Linked DNA regions of Homo sapiens: region 1 is linked to region 2. A link is a loop called in an ENCODE intact Hi-C map of the cell type or tissue named here. Cell type or tissue: mucosa of descending colon. All regions are shown on one strand. Region 1 has its middle 11 kb from the start of CARD10. Region 2 overlaps ELFN2 (extracellular leucine rich repeat and fibronectin type III domain containing 2).

Region 1 (4,000 bases), 110 kb after region 2:
ACTTCCGTCTCTATAGAATGTAAACCCCTGAGAGCAGAGGTGGTGTTCGCACCTCCATCGCCGCATCCCTAGAGCCTAGCTCAGTGCCTGGCGCGCAGCTGGTACTCCACAGATATAGGTACAATCAATGAATGAATAGTACGTAGTAGGTTCCTAGTAAATCCCACACACTAAGCCTAGCTCATCAGTGACTGGCATACAGGTGCTCTCAAGAGATATGTGTAAAATGAATTAATTAATAGTATGAATTAGGTTCCCAATGAGCGGGCTCCCAGAGAGCAGGATAGGACCCTAGCGCTCGGGGCAATATAATAATTGCTAACATTATGGCTGGGTGAGGTGGCTCGTGGCTGTAATCCCAGCACTTTGAGAGGCCAAGGCAGGTAAATCACTCAAGCCCAGGAGTCTGAGACCAGCCTGGGCAACATGATGAAATCCTGTATCTACAAGAAAAGTACAAAAATTAGCTGGGTGTGGTGGCACATGCCCATAGTCCCAGCTACTCGGGGGGTGCTGAGGTGGAAGGATGGCCTGACCCTCCGAAGCGGAGGTTGCAGTGAGCCGAGATTGCGCCACTGCAGTCCGCAGTCCGGCCTGGGCGACAGAGTGTGACTCCGTCTCAAAAAAAAAAAAAGAAAAAATAATAATAATAATAATTGCCAACATTATGGAATGCTCGTTATATGCTAAGCAGCGTTCTGAGCACCTTTCCTCCCCACGACGAACCTGTGAAGCAGTCACTATTTATATATATATATATTTTTTTGTTTGTTTTTTTTGAGACTGAGCCTCACTTTCGTCACCCAGGCTGGAGTGCAGTGGCGCGATCTCGGCTTACTGCAACCTGCACCTCCTGGATTCAAGCGATTCTCCTGCCTCAGCCTCCTGAGTAGCTGGGATTACAGGTGCACACCACCACTCCTGGCTAATTTTTGTATTTTTAATAGAGACGGGGTTTCACCATGTTGGCCAAGCTGGTCTCAAACTCCTGACCTCAGGTAATCCACCCGCCTCGGCCTCTGAAAGTGCTGGGATTACAGGTATGAGCCACCGTGCCCGGCTAGCAGCCACAATTTCTATCCAGATTTCATGGATGAGGAAACTGAGGCTCAGAGGCAAGTAACTTGCTCCAGGGCACCCAGCTATGTGTCCTGGAATTTGAACCTAGACACACTCTGGTTCATAAAGTTGGCTTGCTTTTCAACACTGCCCACTACTGCAAGCAGGAAGACTTCCTGGAGGAGATGTGGCAGAAGCTGGGCCTGGGAGAGTGGAACAAATTCCTACAATAGGGAACTGAGTCGCTGGGTGCAGCAGCTGGCAGGAGTGGAGCAGAGAGGGCACTGGGGAATAAAGTTGGCAGGTGTTTCAGTTATCTATTGCTGATAGGAATCCACCCAAAAACATGGCAGCATTGACTTAGCAACAACCATATACTTAACTCAGGAATCTGCAACTGGCAGGACTCAGCAGACACAGCTCATCTCTGCTCACATGACATCAGTCCTCTGTGGTCTCACTACCTGGCCTCTACAACATGGTGGCAGCAGGGCAGCCAGCTTCCTACATGGTGGTTTCAAAGACACATGTCAAGAGACAGCCAGAGGAAGCCATCGCCTTTTATGATCTGGCCTTGGAAGTCAGCCAGTGTCACTTCTGTTATATTATATTAGTCAAAATACAAGTCTGCCCAGGTTCAGGGGAAAGGGGAGGACTGGGTATAGCCTGTTTTATACAGTCTGATAGATAGTTCTGGAGGCTGAGAAGTCCAAGATCAAGGAGTCAGGAGATTTGGGTCCGGTGAGGGCCCACTTTCTGGTTCATTGATGGTGCCTTCTTATTGTGTCTTCGTGATGGAAGGGGTGAGGGGTCTCTCAAAGGTCTCTTTTATAAGGACACTAATCCCACTCGTGAGGGCTCCACCTTCGTGATCTAACCACCTCCCCAAAGCCCCACCTCCTAATTTTTTTTTTTTTTTTTTTTGAGACGGAGTCTCGCTCTCTCGCCCAGGCTGGAGTGCAATGGCGCGATCTCTGCTCACTGCAACCTCTGCCTCCTGGGTTCAAGCAATTCTCCTACCTCAGCCTCCCAAGTAGCTGGGATTACAGGCGCCTGCCACCACACCCGGCTAATTTTTTGTATTTTTAGTAGAGACAGGGTTTCATCATGTTCGCCAGGCTAGTCTCGTACTCCTAACCTCAAGTGATTCTCCCGCCTCAGCCTCCCAAAGTGCTGGGATTACAGGCATGAGCCACTGCGCCTGGATGCCCTACCTCCTAATACCATCCATCACCTTGAAGGTTAGGATTTCAACATATGAATTTTAGGAAGAAACATTCAGACTATAGCATGATGAAAAAACAGCATTTAAGTGTTATAAACCCCGAGAAAGCAAAAATAACATCAACAATAATAGTAGGAGGGGAAATAGGGAAAAATGTAAAAGAGCTTTCACCTTTTGTTAGAAAGAACCGATTCAAACTGATTAAATTGAAACATGTAGTTCTTTTTTAATTATTCCAAATATTCCAAATAAAAGATAAGACTGTCAGGATGAATAAAGTAACAAACTCCACTATATGCTACTTACAAGATATATGATTTAAATATAACAGCACAGAAGGCCCGGCGCAGTGGCTCACACTGGGTGGGTGGATCACGAGGTCAGGAGTTCAAAACCAACCTGGCCAAGACGGTGAAACCCCATCTCTACTAAAAATACAAAAATTAGCTGGTGGTGGTGGTGGTGGTCACCTGTAATCCCAGCTGCTCGGGAGGCTGAGGCAGAGAATTGCTTGAACTTGGGAGGCAGAGGTTGCAATGAGATGAGATCACGCCACTGTACTCCAGCCTTGGAAACAGAGCAAGACTCCGTCTCAAAAAAAGAAAAAAAAGAAAAGAACACAGAAAGGTTGCGAATTTAAAGATGGAAAGAGATCTATCACCCAAACAATAACCACAAAAAAATCTGCTGTACCTGTCCCAAAGTTAAAGAGTAGAATTTAAGGTAGGAAGCATGAGCAGAAACTTCATTTCAGTTAGGAAGGTATCAGAATCCCAAGTCTGTATACATCCAATAGCAGAGCTTCAAAATACAAGTAAAGCCCAATGGAACTAACAGGAGAAATGGGCAAGTCTAGTCATGGAAGGAGACTTAAACACACATCTCCAAAAAACTTATGTGGATTTAACAAAGTCACTAGATATGGGGTCAATAGATAAGATCAACTATATCTCTGTCTACTAGCCACAAATATAAACAAAGTTTTTTGTTTGTTTGTTTGTTTGTTTTTTGAGACGGGGTCTCGCTCTGTCGCCCAGGCTGGAGTGCAGTGGCACGATCTCAGCTCACTGCAAGCTCCACCTCCCAGGTTCACGCCATTCTCCTGCCTCAGCCTCCCGAGTAGCTGGGACTACAGGCGCCTGCCACCACGCCTGGCTAATTTTTTTGTATTTTTAGTAGAGACGGGGTTTCACCGTGTTAGACAGGATGGTTTCGATCTCCTGACCTCATGATCCGCCCGCCTCGGCCTCCCAAAGTACTGGGATTACAGGCGTGAGCCACAGCGCCCGGTCTATAAACAAAGTTTTTTAAATGAACCCATTAAACTCATAGCAGATAATATGGAAGAAAATCTAGATTACCTCGGGTTTGGCAATGACTTTTTTTTTATTTTTATTTTTCCGTTGTTGTTGCTGTTTTTGGTTTTGTTTTTGGAGACAGGGTCTTGCACTGTCACCCAGGCTGGAGTGCAGTGGCACAATCGTGGTTCACTGCGGCCTCAACCCTCTGGGCTCAAGCAACCCTCCTGCCTCAGCCTCTGGAAGTACTGGGATTACACGCGTGAGCCACCACACCCAGCCTTATTTTTCTTTTCATTTTTTTCCTTCTGGTTTGTCACGGGCTCAGAAAGAGGGCAATGACTTTTTAGATAATCCATAAAAGAAATAATTGATGAGGCCAGGTACAGTGGCTCACGCCTGTAATCCCAGCACTTGG
Region 2 (4,000 bases):
AGTGGCCAGGGGCTCAGGCAACGGCTGTGGGGACAGGGCTCGCCTGATGAAAGTGCACACACAGGCCCTGGGGCAGGCAGGAGAGGAGCACCAGAGAGGGAGCCTGCCACACCTGCTCCATCCTGGCTCAGCCACCAGGGTACTATGTGCCTGTCAGAAGGCTCTCTGCCTCTCCGGCCCCGTTCCTGTTACCACCAACTCAGGACCGTACTCCCACCACTAAGGGTCATGGGGAAAGGTACGATGCCACAGAACTCTAGTGAGATCTGGCTTCCCTACGCGTGTCAGGAAATCATTTTAAAACGATTTTTAAAAGTAATGATGGTGGGCCAGGCGCGGTGGCTCACGCCTGTAATCCCAGCACTTTGGGAGGCTGAGGCGGGTGGATCACAAGGTCAGGAGATCAAAACCATCCTGGCTAACACCGTGAAACTCCATCTCTACTAAAAATACAAAAAATTAGCCAGGCGTGGTGGCACGCGCCTATAGTCCCAGCTACTCAAGGAGGCTGAAGCAGGAGAATCGCTTGAACCCGGGAGACGGAGGTTGCAGTGAGCAGAGATAGTGCCACTGCACTCCAGCCTGGGTGACAGAGCGAGACTCCGTCTCAAAAAAAAATAATAATAATGATGATGGTGGTGGTGGTTCCCAGTCACTGAGAGTCTATTACATACCAGGAGCCATCACATCCATGAGCCCAAATAACAGCCACCCTGGGAGGCATGTGCCTCATCTCCATTTTACAGAGGGGGAAACTGAGGCCAGAGGTCCTCCACCGTAAAAACCAGAGCCAGGTTGCAAACCCAGAACTCGCTGCTCTCCTGTGCAGCTTCCTGTTTTTAGTAATTGAATGAAATGCTGCTTCAGGAGAACCCCTGGGGACTGGGGGGAGAGAGAGGACTCAACGGTGTCAGAGAGACAGGCTCCCCCAGGGAAGGAGTTAGGCCTGCTGAGTCCGGCACTCAGGGAGGGAGATGCTCCCCAGAACGTGCCTGCTGGGTGACCTTGGGCAAGTCACTTCCCGTCTGATTCCTCAAAGGCAGGTACCAATGCTGGTCCCCCAGAGAACGGCACTGGGTCAACAGGTCCTCAGCAAACATGACGGATGGGGACAAAGTCACTTGGGGGCAAGAAAGGAGCATGTGCCCAGATGAGAGACTTATGAGATCAGAGGCCCTGGGGAGCGAGAGGGCTCAAGGAGGCAGAGGTGGGAAGATCATGACCACAGAAGTGGGAGGGAAGGGCTGGGTGGAGGCACTGGGAGGAAGCAAGCGCTGGTGCAGCAGGGTCTCCGGTCTGTCCACAGGGGCAGGCAGGATAAGTGCAGACCCGCCCACTGTGCCTCACTCCCCAGCCCTCCACCACCAAGAACCCCCACTTCAGCCTGTGACAGCAACACCAAGTCCCCTGCAGCAGCCCTTCCCCCACCACACCTCCTCCGTCCTCCGGGGCGCACCCACCACCCTGCACAAGCCCCCTTCAGGGCACCCATCACTACCCCTTTCCTGGGGACCTCCAACACCTGGACAGCCACAGCCCCTCCACGTGGGGACCACCGCACCTTGGAGATAGCATCTCCCTATCCTTAGCAACCACCAACACTGTGCGCAGCCAGCCAGCCTCCTTTCTCTGTCTCCTCCTCTCTCCACGGAGACCACAATGCCACAGAGGCGGCTCCCTCACCACGGCAACCACCGTCACTCAGCGCCGCCTGGACAACAGCTCCCTCCACGTGGCCGCCACCAACACAGCCTCGGTGACAGCCCCAGCCTCTCCTCTCCTCTCCTCTCCAGGGCAGCCACCAGCCCCAGCCAGGACGGAGCAGCTCCTTCTGCCTGCCTGTCTGCCTGTTTGCGGCCTCCTAGTGCCAGACGGCTCTCCCTGTGCCTCCAAAATTCAATGACATAGGATCAGGCCCCATATCAATTCTGCTGGCGTTTTCCCCTGCTCCCGGCTCACTTCCAGCCTCTCTCTCTACAATGGACAGACCCCCACCTGAGCGAGACCCCCACCATGTTGTCCCAGGCCTTCCCCTGGAAGCTGGCTCTCCACCCCCAGCAGGTGCACAGATGCCCCCTGACCTGCTGGAGTGCAGACTAAGCCTGCCTCAGCCTCTCTGCCGGGTGATGGGGCAGGAGCTGGGGTCCTTGAGCCAACAGGGGCTTCCTGCCCACCCTCCCCAGTGGGCTTGTCTTAGCCCCCAACAGGCCTGCCGCTCTGCAGGCCGCCTCATAGGCCCTGTGGAAGGAAAGCTGGGTGGGAGGGGTGCCCACGGCTGGGGGCAGGGGCCAGGCCCACAAGAAGGAACACACAGAAGCCTGAGGCTGGGCCACATCACAGGTTTGCAAGGCCGGGTCATGTGAGCTATGCTCACAGACAGCGACACACACACAGGCAAAAGGACCCTGTCCTTACCAGATGTCTGCAGCAGAGGAGGCCCCTCCGGCACTGTCCCCAACCTGGGTCTCAGAAAGGTTCCCCAGGCAGCAGCGGCAGCAGTAGCAATGAGATCTCAGGTCCTGGCCCAGCCCGGGTGGCAGCAGCTCCTCACCCAAGTCCTCTCCTTCTGCAGGGAGGCGAGGGGGAGAGAGGGGAGGGAGGGAGAGAAGGGGAGGAGAGGGAGGGGGGACAGCAGGAGGGAGGGAGGAGGGAAAAATGCTGAAGTCTTGAAGGGTACACTCACTTCTTTCTTGGGTTTCCCATGGCAACCGAATATACCACAAATGAATATCAGGGTGAGACAGAGAGGAGGTAAAGGGAGAGGAGGAATGGAGGGAGATGGAAGAGAGATGGAGAAAGACAGAGATAGAGAGATGGGGGAGACAGGGCAGGGAGAGATGGAGAGATGCAGAGAGAGATGGAGGCAGAGATGTGAAGGCACTGAGATGGAGAGATGGGGCAGGGAGAGGAGAAGAGATGGAGGTAGAGACAGAAGGATGATGAGGCAGGAGAGATGGAGGGCTGAGGCTTCCAATCGTAACCCATGGGGCTCAGGGGCCAGGGAAGAGGCCAGGGGCCACAGGGCTTCTTTCAAGCCCCTGGGCAGGAGGAGCAGGCACAGATGAGTGAGCTTTCTGGGAACCAAGGGGCCCCCACTCCCACCCCTTCACCTTGTCCCACACTCCCTACTGGGCTCCACAGCCTGGAGGTGTCTCCCCAGTCACACCCCAGTCACAGCCATGGTCACACATGTCACACCCACGTGTGTGTGCACACACACTCTCACACTCCCCTGACCCCCAGTGCCCCCACACAGCCCTCACCCCCTCCATGGCCAACTACCCTCCTCTCCTGTTGGTCACTCGGATCACCAACGCCGCCCAACCCCATCGTCAGCCGGGCCCCAGGGAACAAAGACACCCTCGCCCTCGGCACACCCTCTCCTCTTCAGAACTCTGCCAGGACTGGCACACGCCTTCCCCTATGTGCTCAGCCTGTTCCCAGCCAGGTGTAATGCCTCTACCCCACCTTCCCGCCACATGGGCTCACACACAGCCTAAGAGCACAGTACCTGGCTGACCTCCACCTGCACAGACAGGCGCTCCCAGACAGACGGGCCTCGGCGGAACCTCGTCTCCATCTGCGCAAACACGTGCGCACACACACTCAGCTCCTCCCGAGGAGGCCCCTCTCCCTGTCCCGCCCCACACCCCACCAGCCCAGATGGTACTCTTGGCCCTCCCCCGCAGGCAGGGGCTCACACCTCGGCCCCCTCGGCATTGCCATTCACAAACATATGTAGACCCACCAAGTGCTGGCAGCCAGCGGCGCCCAACGGAAAATAAACACACACTCGGGCCTCCCTTCCCCTCTCCCCGCCACACTGCCTCAACTCCCTCACCCCCTCCCAAAGGCAGAGAACTAGCAGGGCCGGCTTCCTCCAGGAAAGGCTCCCAGGCCTAGCTGGGAGCACACAATTGACCCTCAGCCCCTCAGCCAGCAGGGATGGGAAAGCACCCCAGAGGCACACACTATACCCTAACACACACACACACACATA

Evidence for each region. Hi-C counts contacts between places; a loop is a spot of excess contacts. Peaks named below come from ENCODE experiments on the same cell type or tissue, not always from the same donor. Only the 100,000 strongest peaks of a DNase experiment are listed, where the experiment ranks them.
Region 1: a loop joins it to region 2, with 7 times the contacts of the local background. A loop is called at or near these places in 1 of 110 quality-filtered maps.

Annotation. Positions count from the first base shown.
Region 1 is chr22:37,528,567-37,532,566 of GRCh38, forward strand. No RefSeq gene overlaps it. Among named protein-coding and RNA genes, the nearest start is that of CARD10, 11 kb to the left of the region's middle. In mucosa of descending colon, no CTCF peak of the experiment used is centred here; DNase peaks (open chromatin) are centred at 1,295 and 1,575.
Region 2 is chr22:37,415,354-37,419,353 of GRCh38, forward strand. It overlaps ELFN2 (extracellular leucine rich repeat and fibronectin type III domain containing 2), which reads right to left. Exons shown (of 3, transcript NM_052906.5): 2 at 2,416-2,566. Among named protein-coding and RNA genes, the nearest start is that of ELFN2, 10 kb to the right of the region's middle. RefSeq lists an enhancer at 894-1,438. In mucosa of descending colon, no CTCF peak of the experiment used is centred here; no DNase peak of the experiment used is centred here.